Linked DNA regions of Homo sapiens: all the other regions are linked to region 2. A link is a loop called in an ENCODE intact Hi-C map of the cell type or tissue named here. Cell type or tissue: ascending aorta. All regions are shown on one strand. Region 1 holds the start of HACD1 (3-hydroxyacyl-CoA dehydratase 1). Region 2 overlaps CACNB2 (calcium voltage-gated channel auxiliary subunit beta 2). Region 3 overlaps MRC1 (mannose receptor C-type 1).

What was found. A loop is a pair of places that touch in the nucleus more often than their neighbours do. Peaks named below come from ENCODE experiments on the same cell type or tissue, not always from the same donor. Only the 100,000 strongest peaks of a DNase experiment are listed, where the experiment ranks them.
Region 1: it touches region 2 in a loop (2.5-fold over the local background); 19 of 110 quality-filtered maps call a loop at or near these places.
Region 3: a loop joins it to region 2, with 4 times the contacts of the local background. A loop is called at or near these places in 6 of 110 quality-filtered maps.

Annotation. Positions count from the first base shown.
Region 1 is chr10:17,614,682-17,619,681 of GRCh38, forward strand. HACD1 (3-hydroxyacyl-CoA dehydratase 1) reads right to left here and starts at 2,693. Exons shown (of 7, transcript NM_014241.4): 1 at 2,402-2,693. The coding sequence starts at 2,658. RefSeq lists a silencer at 2,234-2,893. In ascending aorta, a CTCF peak has its summit at 2,844; DNase peaks (open chromatin) are centred at 1,858, 2,170 and 2,730; H3K4me3 peaks cover 2,753 bases; H3K27ac peaks cover 2,292 bases.
Region 2 is chr10:18,236,922-18,241,921 of GRCh38, forward strand. All of the region lies in intron 2 of CACNB2 (calcium voltage-gated channel auxiliary subunit beta 2), which reads left to right. Among named protein-coding and RNA genes, the nearest start is that of CACNB2-AS2, 22 kb to the right of the region's middle. In ascending aorta, a CTCF peak has its summit at 2,184 (motif pointing left); a DNase peak (open chromatin) is centred at 3,480; H3K4me3 peaks cover 1,352 bases; H3K27ac peaks cover 1,109 bases.
Region 3 is chr10:17,908,390-17,913,389 of GRCh38, forward strand. MRC1 (mannose receptor C-type 1) reads left to right here. Exons shown (of 30, transcript NM_002438.4): 29 at 917-958; 30 at 1,826-2,775. The coding sequence ends at 2,076. Among named protein-coding and RNA genes, the nearest start is that of SLC39A12, 41 kb to the right of the region's middle. In ascending aorta, a CTCF peak has its summit at 1,964 (motif pointing right); a DNase peak (open chromatin) is centred at 1,952.

The DNA of each region.
Region 1 (5,000 bases), 620 kb before region 2:
GAAAACAGAGCAAGGGCTTGGCTTAACAAAAGAAAAAAAAAGGAAATAACAAGGAAACGTTTATTTTATTTTATTTTATTTTATTTTTTGAGACGGAGTCTCACTCTGTCGCCCATGCTGGAGTGCAGTGGCGCGATCTCGGCTCACTGCAAGCTCCCTCTCCCGGGTTCACGCCATTCTCCTGCCTCAGCCTCCGGAGTAGCTGGGACTATAGGCGCCCGCCATGGCGCCCGGCTAATTTTTTGTATTTTTAGTAGAGACGGGGTTTCGCCGTGTTAGCCAAGATGTTCTCGATCTCCTGACCTCGTGATCCGCCCACCTCGGCCTTCCAAAGTGCTGGGATTACAGGCGTGAGCCACCGCGCCCGGCTCCGGAAACGTTTATTAACCAGACTATCACAGAGGTGAGAGAATTCTTTCAGTTCCGAATGCATTTAAAGGCAGCATCATTTCGTGATTGCTGAATTGTTGTAAATACATTAGTTTTCTCACTTTCCAAGAGTATAATTTAGGAGGAAAGAAAGATGAAGTAGCAGGACAGTGGAGTCAGAGAGTCCGGGTTGAAACCCATGTCTGACTGACACTTGCTGGCTGTGATCTTGGGCAAGTATCTGTGCCTCACTCTTCTAATCTATATAATGTAATATCATGTGCCCCTCACAGGACTTTAAAGGACTAAAAATACACCTAAAATAACCAACACAGTCCCCTGCATAGTAAGTCCTCAGTAAATAACATTTGTATGAACTGTATTTGGCATTCAATATCATATGCTAAGCACATAATAGAAACTCAATCACCATAGGTAAAGATTTATTAAATTTTTGTCAATCACATTTTTCTATAAACCCTGGAGAAAGTTTAAAATATTAAGCCGGAAGTGGTAATCCCAGCACTTTTGGAGGTTGAGGTGGGAGGATTGCTTGAGGCCGGGAGTTTGAGACCAGCCTAGCCAACACAGTGAGAGGCCATCTCTATTTTTAAAAAATTAAAATAAAATATTAGGCCCGGTGCGATGGCTCACACCTGTAATCCCAGCACATTGGGAGGCCGAAGTGGGGGAATCATTTGAGGTCAGGAGTTCGAGACCACCCTGGCCAACATGGTGATACCCTGTCTCTACCAAAAATACAAAAATTAATGGGGCGTGGTGGCCCACGCTTGTAGTCCCAGCTACTCCGGAGGCCGAGGCAGGAGAATCGCTTGAACTCCGGAGGCTGAGGTTGGCAGTGAGCGGAGATCGCGCCAATGCACTCCAGCCTGGGCGACAGAATGAGTCTCCGTCTAAAAAATAAAATAAAATACTGTCAGGGCGGGATGGCTCACGCTTGTAATCCCAGCACTTTGGGAGGCCGAGGCGGGCGGATCATGAGGTCAGGAGATGGAGACCATCCTGGCTAACATGGTGAAACCCCGTCTCTACTAAAAATACAAAAAAATTAGCCAGGCGTGGTGGCGGGCGCCTGTAGTCCCAGCTACTCGGGAGGCTGAGGCAGAAGAAAGGCATGAACCCGGGAGGCGGAGCTTGTAGTGAGCCGAGATCCCGCCACTGCACTCCAGCCAAGACCGAGCGAGACTCCGTCTCAAAATAAATAAATAAATAATAAAAAGAAAAAAAGAAAATAGTAAACTTTTCCTCGCGTTTACATAAGTTAATACTTCGAGTGATAATGGGAAAATAACTTTTTTAAAAGGCAGTGCAATTGAGAAATGGAAAAGCATTTTCCCAACAGGTTTTGAGAAGCAGTTGACACAAAAGTCACTTTGAGAGCTCTGCGAAGAGCGACAGTCATTGTGTAACCTTAACTTGCAAAGTCATACTCAAAGCCAAAAATCAAGGTCCAGCTTATCAGCCACGGAGCCTGAGGCCATAAAGATGCTGGGCAGGAGCTCCACGCTGGGATAAGTGGGGTGGTTATTTCAAAATCGTCCCAAGTGACAAGCTCTAGGACGTGCTGTGCTTTAAAAAAAAAAAAAAAAAAAAGTCGCGGTGAAATTAACAGGGGCGAAAACTCTGCCCAGCGATCGCAGCATGAAGCTCTGCGCTCCCGAGACCATCGAGTGGCCAGGGCTGGGCGCTCCTTCAACAGCAGCGAAGGCAGCGGCGCCGGGGCAGCAGCCACCTCCCCCGCGGGCCGGCACCGCATTCCTGCCCGGTTCTATACTTAACCTCCGGCCAGCGCCCCGCCGTGCACCGTATTAGGCAATGCCAGGCGCGCAGGGCCCGGCCCCCCCGCCCGCTCCATTCAACCCCGGCGGTGGCCGCGGCGACAGCTCCCTTCCCCCACGGCCGCTGCCCGCACCCCCCGCGCCCCTTACACCCCGGCCCGCGCCCCCTGAACCCGGAACCTCCGCGGACCGCGGCGCGGGGAGGGCCCGAGGGTGCCCCGCGGCGCGCGTACCCCGCGGTCATGGCGATGTCGTAGAAGGTGAGCCAGGCGGTGGCCAAGACCCCCAGGCGCCTCCGCTCGCCGGGAGCCTCCCGGTCCTCGCCGGCCTCCGAGGCGCCGCCGTTGGTGCCGTCCTCGTCGCTGGACGCCATGGTGGCCGCGCACCTGGGGGACGTGGGAGACAGCGGCAGGAGCGTGGGAGGGGACCCTGCCCAGCCTGCAGCCCGAGAGCCGCTGCCCGCTGCCGCCGCTTCCGTCAGGCGCCCCATGTGCAGCGCGCAGGGGGCTCGGCGCAGCCAGCTCTACCGACCGCGAGGGGGAGGAGCGGACGCCCCCGGCCACCGCCCGTCACGCCCCCGCCCCGCCCCGCCCCTTGGGAGCGCGCGCCACTCGGGGGCCAGAACGCCTGGCCCTGGCACTGGGGATCCAGGACCCGCGAGCCCCGGCACGCTTTCCAGGCGGCGCTGTAGTTTCCGCTCCCGAGGAAAGTGCACCCGCCTCGCTAGCTGCGGGCGCCTCTTCATAGAGAGACGCCCAGACGCCTTGCGCCCTGGCGATGCGCACCCTGCGAGTGCATTTAGTGGGGACACAGGGAACGCACCTGAACTTGGCGTGGCTCTGCCCTGCCTGGCCTTTTGTAAGGCAGTTTCTCAATACGCAGGCAGGGAGCGGGATCTTCCCGCCACTCATTCTTTTCTTTTTAGAGATGCGGTCTCAGTCTGTCTCCTAGGCTGGAGGGCAGTGACGTGAACATAGCTCACTGCAATTTCGTGAGCTCAAGCAATCTTCCCACCTCTGCCTTCCAAAGTTCTGTGATTACAAGCCTGAGCCACAGCGCTGGGCCAAACATTCATTCATTCTTAAGAGCTTCTGGGGAAGAAACGCCTATTTCGCCCTGTTTCCCGTTTACTAGCGAGTCCAACAGGTCTTCCAACAGTGAGAAGACCGTCCCACTTGAGTGATTTTTTTTTCCTTTTTCATTTCTTATTTTTTTTTTTTTTTACAGTCTGGAGTGCAGTGTTGTGATCTCGGCTCACTGCAACCTCCGCCTCCCTGATTCAAGAGATTCTCCTGCCTCAGCCTCCCGAGTAGCTGGAACTACAGTCATGCACCACCACGCCCGGCTAATTTTTGTTATTTTTAGTAGAGACGGTTTCACCACGTTTGCCAGGCTGGTCCCGAACTCCTGGCCTCAAGTGATCCACCCGCCTTGGCTTCCCAAAGTGCTGGGATTACAGGCGTGAGCCACCGCACCCGGCCTCACTTGTGTGAATTTTACCGGAGCGTGTGTGTGTGTGTGTGTGTGTGTCTGTGTGTCTGTGTGTCTGTGTGTGTGTCTATTTACCAAGTGTCAGGCCTCTGAGCCCAAGCTAAGCCATTATATCCCCTGTGACCTGCACGTATACATCCAGATGGCCTAAAGTAACTGAAGAATCACTAAAGAAGTGTGGCCGGTTCCTGCCTTAACTGATGACATTACCTTTTGAAATTCCTTGCACCTACTGAAATACAACCCCCAAATTCCTGAATCCTCCCATTTTATTAGCTGTGTGAACTTGGACAACGTAACCTATCCATGCCTCAGTTTCCTTAGTGGAAATAATTTTTAAAAATCGTGAGCAGAGATCGCCCGTTGCACTCCAGCCTGGACGACAGAGTGAGACTCTGTCTCAAAAAAATAAAAAAAAAAGGAAAGGAAGGCTGGGTGTGGTGGCTCACCCCTGTAATCCTAGCACTTTGGGAGGCCGAGGTAGGCAGATCACTTGAGGTCAGGAGTTTGAGGCCAGCCTGACTAACATGGTGAAACCCCGTCTCTACTAAAAATACAAAAATTAGCGGGGCATGGTGGCGGGCGCCTGTAATCCCAGCTACTCAGGAGTTGAGGCAGGAGAATCGCTTGAACCCAGGAGGCACAGGTTGCAGTGATTTGAGATCGCCCCATTGCACTCCAGCCTGGGTGACAGAGCGAGACTTCTTTTCGAAAAAGAATAAAAATAAAATAAAGGGAAGAAAGAAGTAAAACTGTTTGCAAATGAGAGCAATGTGTTTCCTAGAAAATCCCAGGAATCTCGAGGAATCCTAAAAAAAAAAAACCTCCTGGAACTACAAGATCAACATAACAAAAATCAATTGTTTTTCTACATGTGTACACGGAACAACTGGAAAATGAAATTTAAAATAAACCATACAACGTTAATCAGCATCCAAAAACATGAACTATATAGGCATAAATTTCACAAAATATGTGTGAGACGTATACACTGAAAATTATAAATCATTGCTCAAAACTATAAATCTCTGCTGAGAGAAATGAAAGATCTAAATAAATAGCTGTTGCCTGTTCATGAATTGGAAGACTCCATACTGTTAAATGTCAATTCTCTCCAAATCCCAGCAGATTTTTTTTTAACTTGACAAGCTAACTATAAAATTCATGCAGAGGTACATAGGAAGAAGAAAGTTGGAGCACATATACATCTGGTTTAAAGACTTACTATAAAACTAGTTTTCAACACACTGTGGTACACATAAGGTGAGACATAGAAATCAGTGAAACAGAATCAAGTCCAGGGATAGACCCATATGTATGTGGTCAATTGATTTTTATAAG
Region 2 (5,000 bases):
GGGGATATTCCAGAATTAAACTGCAGAGAATTATGTTCATTCATGGGCCTGTAGTACTATGCACCAGGCGAAGTGCCAAGCAAGGCAAGTGCAAACATGGAAAATAGAAAGAAAGAGGCTCTGCTTACCCAGGGATCTCAAAGGCGAAAGGGTGAGTGCATTGCAATTGCCTCCAATGTGGTCAGTGTTATTGTAGGGTAAATGCATAGAGGTAGCAACCTACTCTTGGGGTCTGGAGTAGGAATAGAAAAAGGTGGTGTTCTGGGTTGAATTGTGTTCCCCCAGAAAGTATGTTGAGGTCATAATCCCCAGTACTTATGAATGTAATCTTATTTAGAAATAAAGAGGTTTTAAAGATATCATCAAATTAAGATTAGATTTTACTCAATTAGGGTTGCCTCAAATCCAGTATGACTGATGATGTCCTTATAAGAAGAGAAAACCAAGACACAGATACACAGAGAGAAAAGATGGTCATCCAAAGGTGGAGGCAGAGATGGGGCAGATGCATCTACAAGCCAAGGAATGTCAAGGACTGCTGGCAACCTCAGAGGCTAAGAGAATGGTGTAGAACAAGTTCTCCCCTAGAGCCTCAGAAATGGCATGGCCTTGCCAACACCTTGATTTTGAATGTCTAGCCTCCAGAACTGGAGAGAGTGTATTTCCATTGCTTTCAGCCACCTATCCTATGGTGCATAGCTGTGGCAGCCCCAGGAAACAAATGCAGATGGTATCATTTGAACTTGATCTTGACGTTGGAATGGTTCTTCAGGTGCATCAACAAAGACAGGAAGAGATAGGGGCTAGAGAAGGACAAGAGCTGTTCAGAAAGCAGCTTTGATTCAGTGTGATATACCCAACAGGGGTAATGGTATGCACCAGTGTACCGCAATATACCATAGATGGAGTTGAGTTGTGTTCTGGAATGATGGTAGAAAGGTAGGCAGGAATTAGCCCAGACAGGGGATCTTTTGCTATGCTAACAAGGCTGGACTTTGTTCACTGAGGGTTTCATGGCTGAAGGATTGTAAAGGCTCCCATAGCCTCACTCATTCTGCTCCCCACTCTCTCTCTGTAGCGTGGAGCATATCCTAGTTTGGACCTCATGTTGTCTTGCTCTCTAGAGTTCTTCCAGATGGAAGGTTGGGCCAGATGTAGACTGACTTTAGGATGGGAACTATGAAGGCTCTTTTCTGAAACATCTCTCCCGCTTGCATTTGGCATGTGGTTTTATAACTCCCCATGTCCACCCCAGACATAACCTTATGATTGGCATATAATGTACTCGAATCCAAACCATGATTAAAGTCTGTTTTGTTTTGCAAATTCTTGGCACTGTTTTGTGAAACTCTTCCAGTTCTAGCCTGGTCCTCTCTTAATAAAACCAAAGCTTTTGATAGCAAGTATTCCAAGGTTGCCTTACTCGCGTGCCCTGATTCTGTACTGATGAAAGCCATCGTTTTGAGATTTACCTTGGTTCCATTTTCCAATTCTTATTTTCTTATCAGAAACACACTTCATTCTTTTCATTTTTCTCATTATATGATTAATGATTTTCCAAATCATTTCTGATTAATATGTTTTCCATCCAATGTGAACCTAAAAATAAGGAAAAATCTCAATCCAACATAAGGGACTACTTGCTACACATTCTTAAAGGATTATTTTAAATCTTTTGAGCTTCTAAGTTGCTTTAAATAGTATAACATGAATGAGTTGACTGCCAAGGAGTATGGGATTGTAGTGATTCAAAATTTCTTCGTGATCACTCTAAGAATGACTTCTTATTTGCCAGAGTAGCTTCATTCAGATAATAGTAATTATAACAGTGCTACAGTTTTAAAAAACAATGTGGAAAATTACTACAGGAAGATGCTGGAGGCCTGAGTGGGAGCCCATCTCTGCCTTTAACTAACACAACCGTAAACCATTCAACTATTTTTGGCTTCAGTTTCCAGAAAATGAAAAAAGACCTGATTCGATTATTTCTAAACTCCTACAATTGTGAAGTCACGAATTTGCTTTTTAATTACAGAGGCGATGTGAACCCTGAAGGAGTGTTTTAAGATTTGATGGCAGCTGGAACCCAAATGCTTTCAGGAAGATTTGAATCTTGCAAAAATCTTTTCAGTGGGGGCAGTATTCTTTAGCAAAGTTTGCCATCTAGTGGCCACCAGGACTAAATGGGGCTTTGCTTAAAGTGTTGAACAAAAGACTCCTTGACTAAGTTTATTTATTTTTAATTTTTTTATTTTTATATATTTAGCAGGTACAAGTACAGTTTTGTTACACGGATATATTGTGTAGTGGGCAAGTCTAGGCTTTTAGTGTAACCATCCCCCGAATAGCGTGCATTATACCAGTTAGGTCATTTCTCATCCCTAACCTCCCTCCCACCTTTCCGAGTCTCCAGTGTCTATTATTCCACTTTATGGGTCCATGCGTACACACTGTTTAGCTCCCACTTAGTATTTGACTTTCTGTTTCTGAGTTATTTCACTTAAGACAATGGCCTCCAGTTCCATCCATGTCACTGCAAGAGACATGATTTCATTCTTTTTAAGGGTTGGGTAGTATTCCCTGGTGTGCGTATATGTGTGCATGTGTAAGTAGATATATACACCCCACACATTTTGTTTATCCAGTCATACATTGATGGACACTTAGGTTGATTCCATATCTTTGCTATTGTGAATAGTGCTGCAATAAATATACAAGTGCAAGTATCTTTTGTATGTAATAGACCTTATCTAAGTTTCATAGACAGTTGAGTACAATTATATTAATTAAGTTTTGAAGAATTGAGTCAACTTTAAAAGTAGAGAAGTGTTCTAAATACCAGTTAATCATGGATCTTAGTTCTTCTAGATTTTCTTTATAGTTTCTAGATCACCCTCCCCAGCTCCAAAGATTATAAAGCACTAAATGCTTTTATTTGTTTCAAATAAGAGCTTGTGAAATCCAAGTCCTGGAATTACATATCAAGGAATATGTATATTACCTGATCTTTACTGATGACTTTGGATTCTCATGTCTTCTCATATCTGATAAGGCAGATAGCTGCCTCTCTGCCTTATCAGCTGTAACAATCTCACATGACTTTTGGGTAGCTTCATATTTAAAAACTTTTTTAAAAATCTTCAGTATGGCAACTTATGTACTATTTTTGTAAAAATATTGAATAACTGGAATAATAGAAATGGTTCACGCTTTGAACTAGCATAACAAAAACTATGAGTATTCTGTTGACATTAGAGAAATGCCTAAAAACACATTCTCCTTGACATTTTGTTCCATCCCACTTGGACTCTCTCTTGAACAATATTATTCTACAATCCAAATAACATGTTGCAAAACAATCGCAGAGTGACTCAAATCGCTAAACATCTTTTCTTCCTGTATAAAACTTGACAAAAGCTTTGATTAAAGTCTCATGCAGGTTGTGGATTCGGTTCCAAGCAGCGTGGTATGTGATGGCGTACTCAAAACTAGTCTGGCTCAACTGTACAGTTTTATAATTTGCCTGCAGGGAGATATTGAGAAAGTGGAACGTGTAACCAGGTCGCTCACTATTAATCTTTTAGCTGGGGAAAGAACAAATCCAACTTCTTTCTTGACATCTCCTCTTGGTTTTCTCAAAAACACCTCAGACTCAACACATCCAAAATTGAAACTTGCGATCTTGTCTCCCCATATCCTGGCACATTTCTACTGTTTCAGCAAAAGCCATTTCTGTCTAACTGGTTACGCAAACCAGTAACCTCAGAGTCATTCTCGATGACCTTCCTCTCCCTCGGATGCAGAACCAGTCTGTCACCCAGTCCTTTGGTCTCATCATTAAGAATCCTGAGCAGATGCCTCCTTCCCTTTTCTCCCCCATCCTGCCTGCCTACTCAAAGCCAACACCCCCTCTGCCTGCCCATGGCATTGGTCAGTGGCCTCCACTCTGCCCTCTCTCGCTCTTGTTTCCCACGTGGCACTTACTCAGAGTAATCTTTTCCCAGTGAAAAGAAAAACACAGAAGATGTTGCCATAATGAGTTTTACAATGCCACTTAGGACAAACCTGCCTCCTGTTCTGTTCACGGTTATCCCTCTGCTCAGCGAGATAAATGCATACCTGATTGCCTCCTTTGGAAAGGCTGATCAGAAACTCAAAAACATGCAACCATTTGTCTCTGAGTTGTCCTGCCTTTCCAGACTAAACTCGTGTTCATCTTACATATATTGATTGATGTCTTGTGTCTCCCTAAAATGTGTAAAACCAAGCTGTGCCCTGACCCCACCTTGGGCACATGTCACCAGGACCTCCTAAGGCTGTGTCATGGGCACACATCCTTAACTTTGGCCAAATAAACTTCTTAAATTGACTGAAAAAAGATAAATAAATAAAATGCATTAAAGAGACTACATTTAAGTGGTGAAAAAGTGCTTGCTTTTGTGCTTTTGACTTTGTTCCATTAAAGATGCAGGTGACCTACAGGGAGGGAACATCACACACTGGGGCCTGTCACGAGGTGGGAGGCTAGGGGAGGGATAGCATTAGGAGAAATACCTAATGTAGATGACGGGTTGATGGGTGCAGCAAACCACCATGGCATATGTATACCTATGTAAGAAACCTGCATGTTATGTACATGTACCCCAGAACTTGAAGTATATTAAAAAAAAAAGATACATACAGGTGACCTATAAAGAGGTACATGGGAAACAAAAGTAAAAAATTAACCATGAATACAAAAATGAGACAAGGGGAAAGAAATGTAAAAACTAAAAGGATTTTGAAGTCAACCTGGGCAATTTAGATTATATTTTAATTATTTTTATTTATATCTATATTTACTGACCTTTTTTTGAACTTTTAATCTTTATAGTCTGCTGAAAAGCCAGAGAAATGACTTCTGGAATATTTGTACAAATAGTAAGTGTCAGCTAAAATGAGCTTCTACGTCATGTAATATTTTGAAAGAGAAGAATTGTAAGTGGATTGATCATCTTGGT
Region 3 (5,000 bases), 330 kb before region 2:
TCAGCCTCCCGAGTAGCTGGGATTACAGGAGCATGCCATCATGCCCGGCTAATTTTTGTATTTTTAGTAGAGACGGGGTAGAGTTTACCATTTTAGAATTTGGCGGGTCTTTAGGCTTCTCTAACTGTTCTAAGACACACCACATCCTCTGGTACAATGTTGGAGTTGTTTTATTTTTTTTGTTTTGTTTTTGTTTTTGAGACAGAGTCTCACTCTGTTGCCCACTCTGTTGCCAGTGGCGTGATCTTGGCTCACTGCAACCTCCACCTCCTGGGTTCAAGCCATTCTCCTGCCTCAGCCTCCCAAGTAGCTGGGATTACAGGCGCACGCCACTATGCCCAGCTAATTTTTGTATTTTTAATAGAGATGGGGTTTCACTATGTTGGCCAGGCTGGTCTCGAACTCCGGACCTCAGGTGTTCCACCTGCCTCAGGCTCCCAAAGTGCTGGGATTACAGGCGTGAGCCACCACTCCTGGCCTGGAGTCTTATTTTACTTTTCATTCAAATGCTTTTTAACATCTTAGGCTTCAGCAGGCTAATTTCAAAACCCCTAGCCTTGAATGTTTTACTTATGGGTAGATTGGGTAGGTTTTAAGGGTGAGTATCAGTGGCTCAAATGTAACTTGGAGAATCACATTTCCAGATCTTCTAATGTACTCAAACGCACCATACAACCATAGGCAACTGCTATGGCTCAGACAGAGAGACAGATAGATGATAGGTAGGTAGATATATAGATAAAGGTACAGATCTTTTTTTTCTACCTGTATTTTTATATCTATCATATCATAATATCATATATCAATCAACACACATCAAATGTGGAGGATTCCATGTATTTGTGAGCCAAATAATATTTGCTATCTACCTGCAATTATTCTGGGTTTTTATAAATTTTTTTTTTTTTACACACAGTTATTGATGCTAAACCTACTCATGAATTACTTACAACAAAAGGTAAGGCCATTGCAAAATTTCAAGTTCTGTGTTAGTAATACATCCGTACTGTTTGTTTTAAAAGGCATAATCATAATCCCTTCCAACTCCCCTGCTCTCTCAGTAGAATTTGCTTAAGCTAAACTATCCTTTGTCATCAGCCTACTTTGAATAATACTTTAGAAAAAGAGGCCTTGGAGTCAGGTTGGTGTTTTTACTATAAGCAGTTATTGAAGGCATTTTTTTTTTTCGCTCTGTTACAAACAGCTGCCTTGAACCCATGGAAGAAATTTCTCTTAAGAATCTCTGTGGGTTTTTTTCTTTTCTTAGAATTTTTTTTTTGTTTTAATTTTTATAGACTACTTGAATTAGGTAACTGATTTCACTTCACTCATTTTGTTGGCTGCTTAAAAAAAAACTGAAAGTGAGATTTATGGCTTGCCTGTAACCTCCTTATTAACATCATGAGTGCCGTTTGTTTACTAATTACATCTATGAGTTCACGTTTCCACTATTCTTATTTTATTTTTCTCTTCATTTCCATTTTCTTTTAATTATTATCATTACTAATCTACTTATCTTCTTATACTGTATTTTTAACAGCCTTAAATTATTTTGAAATAAGGTATATATATTTTAATACATTGATGAACTAGCCCACTGCTACATAGACAGATGGATTATTCTTGCAACTGAATAATCATCTTAACATTCTGAATAATCCTCTATACCACAGGGACTCTTGTTTTCACATCTTTCTTTTCTGTTTGACAAATGTCGCTTGAAAGAATATTTATGCCTTTTAGTTTTTCAACAAGCGAAGTTCTGCATAGCATGCAACCCTCTGCCTCCCTCCACGTTTTCCATAATGATTTTATTTATTTATAGCTGACACAAGGAAGATGGACCCTTCTAAACCGTCTTCCAACGTGGCCGGAGTAGTCATCATTGTGATCCTCCTGATTTTAACGGGTGCTGGCCTTGCCGCCTATTTCTTTTATAAGAAAAGACGTGTGCACCTACCTCAAGAGGGCGCCTTTGAAAACACTCTGTATTTTAACAGTCAGTCAAGCCCAGGAACTAGTGATATGAAAGATCTCGTGGGCAATATTGAACAGAATGAACACTCGGTCATCTAGTACCTCAATGCGATTCTGAGATATTTGAATTTCATAAAATTGTAACTGAAATTTAAAATTTTTAGTTCAATGTGATTGTTTTCTTTAAAATGAGTACTGAATTGTACTGGTCTGTCCTTTTTTCCTTTGCCTAATTGAAGAAATAATTGCTTGTTTTCTAGCCTGGCAAGATATTTTCATAAAAGAGGGATAACAATGCTGATTACTACCTTTTAAAATATTTTAGATAAATGCACAGCACCACAGCACCACATCTAAGCATTAGTGATGGGTAGCTGATGTCAGCTTCATGTGGATTTTAAGCACTCTAGAAACAATGAAGCTTCTTGGCATATTTTAAGGAGCTCCCAAAATGTGTTACCTATTAAATTGTAACTCAGCAAGTAGAAGACCATTTGAAAAGTCAGGTACAAATTTCCTCAAGTGGCATAAAAATGTAGTCAGTTTTCTCTTTTACCAGTTTTTATTTCCACTCCAATTATTTAGAACTTTATTTGTACATGTGCAGAAGAATAAGGCAGCTGAGAATCTTGTTTCCCCCAAGAGAGTTTTACAGGCTGAGTGTTGCAAATGTGTTCTTTGTCCTGTTATATGTATATCAGGAATACAAGGATGTGAAATAAAACTGTAAATTTGCATAACTGGATGTACTTAGATAATGTGAAATAAACATTAAAGACAAGGTCTATTTTTAATAGATTTGCATTTTGGTGATCTTAGTATAAATTTGCTTTTAAATGAGATGTATTTATCCACTCACTTTACACTTTAACTTGACACTTATGATATTATTTGTAGAGAAATTCTTTAAATGAAACTCATGAACTATTTTGAAAAGGAGTGTTGCTAAAATGCTGTGTGTAAAATGAATTTTTTACCGTAATGATTTTGCCAGATCTTCCTCTATAACATGGACTCAATCAGAATTCAACAATCAAAGCCACTAATACTATTGAGAATCAGAATTCAGAGTATCCTTTTCTCCCTTTAATGATTTCTTTTCGCTTAACAATTTTGCCTTAAAGTTTGAGGTATATTGTGAAATATTTGGGAGGTTTTACATCTGTATTAGTCAATTTTCATACTGCTGATAAAGACATACCCAAGACTGGGTAATTTATAAAGAAAAAGAGGTTTAATGGACTCACAGTTCCACGTGGCTGGAGAGGCCTCATAATCACGGTGGAAGGCAAAAGGCACATCTTACATGGCGGCAGACAAGAGAGAAAAATGAGAGCCAAGCAAAAGGGGTTGCCCTTATAAAACCATCAGATCTCCTGAGACTTATTTTCTACGACAAGAACAGTATGGGGGAAACCGCCCCCACGATTCAATTATCTCCCACCAGGTCCCTCCCACAACATGTGGGAATTATGGGAGCTACAATTCAAGATGAGATTTGGGTGGGGACACAGCCAAACCATATCAATATCTCACACAGGTACCACACTGCCAGCTCACCTTCACTTTTTAATGAGATTGCCCACGAGCAGGAGTCTTTACCTAGAATCACTGGCTGGGACTCCTTGGATGGCTTTAAGGGGTCTAGGAAGGCCCCCAAATTGCAGGGCAAAATGTCATGTTTGTTTTGTGCCTATATTTTTCTGGAAAGATTCTACAGCTAGATTCTCAAGAAAGTCAATCATTCAAAAAAGAATAAGAAACAGCATAGTATTTGGGGTAGGGTGGAGTTTCCAATACTCCAACTTAGAAACAAATAGGAAGTAAGAAGTAGGCTGGGCGTGGTGGCTCACGCCTGTAATCCCAGCACTTTGGGAGGCCGAGGTGGGCAGATTGCCTGAGGTCAGGAGTTCAAGACCAGCCTGGCCAACATGGTGAAACCCCGCCTGTACTAAAAATACAAAAATGAGCCGGGCATGGTGGTGGGCACCTGTAATCTCAGATACTCAGGAGGCTGAGGCAGGAGAATCACTTGAACCTGGGAGGCGGAGGTTGTAGTGAGCTGAGATCGTGCCATTGCACTCCAGCCTGGGCAACAAGAGTGAGACTCTGTCTCAAAAAAACATAAATAAATAAAATAAAAATAAAAAAAGTATGTGGGCAACTGTTGGAAAGGTTTCTGAGCACAAACAACTCCACTCAACACCTCAAATAATAGAAATCAAGTTGCTTTTCGTTTTCTTGGTAAGAACAAAGCAAGTTCAACTAGAAGTTCCAGTGGAAACAGTGGTTGCAGTGTCAAAGCAGTATGTGGTGAATTACACTAAGGCAATCCCTTTCCTTCTGTCTAGCTAGCTAGCTAGCTAGCTAATTTTTTCCCCTCAAAGATAAAAGACAGAATTAGAAATATGGAATAAGAAGAAATGCTTGAGTGAGTACGGTTTACAAATTCTTTACACAAATCTTTTTCATTATAATTCAGAGCTGCAGTTTCACAGAAAATATTTTGGACTCTGTGCAACATATATCTCAGACTAAATGTCTTATCATTTCAGGAAACAGTCTGTGTTTGACAGGGTTGCTGAGTATTGTATTTCACACTCTCATATTATCCACCCAAACACATACTCAACGAGATAAGTCGTGTGTATCTCTTTAGTATTGTACTAAAATAGCAAGGATATTTTTTGGTGGAGCCAGCGGGAGGTATTGGGTAGAGAAGAGCAGTTTCTGTGTTGTTCATTTATTCATTTGTTTTTGGTTTTGCTGGTTGTAATTTATGTGATTGCACTTGCTTGAGGTTTTCATCAGGGTTCAGGAGCTGGAAAATTCTTAGGGCTGTTTTTTCCCAGTTGAACTCAAACAGTGTGGATTGTTTGTAAGCTGAACTCTGAAAATGATGTGGATATCAGTACAGACTGGTGGACACATGACACATCCATTTCTCAGTATTCACTCCTGCATCCGTTTATCCCTTTATTCATTTTTTCATTAAATATTTCTTGAGCATGTAATACATGTGC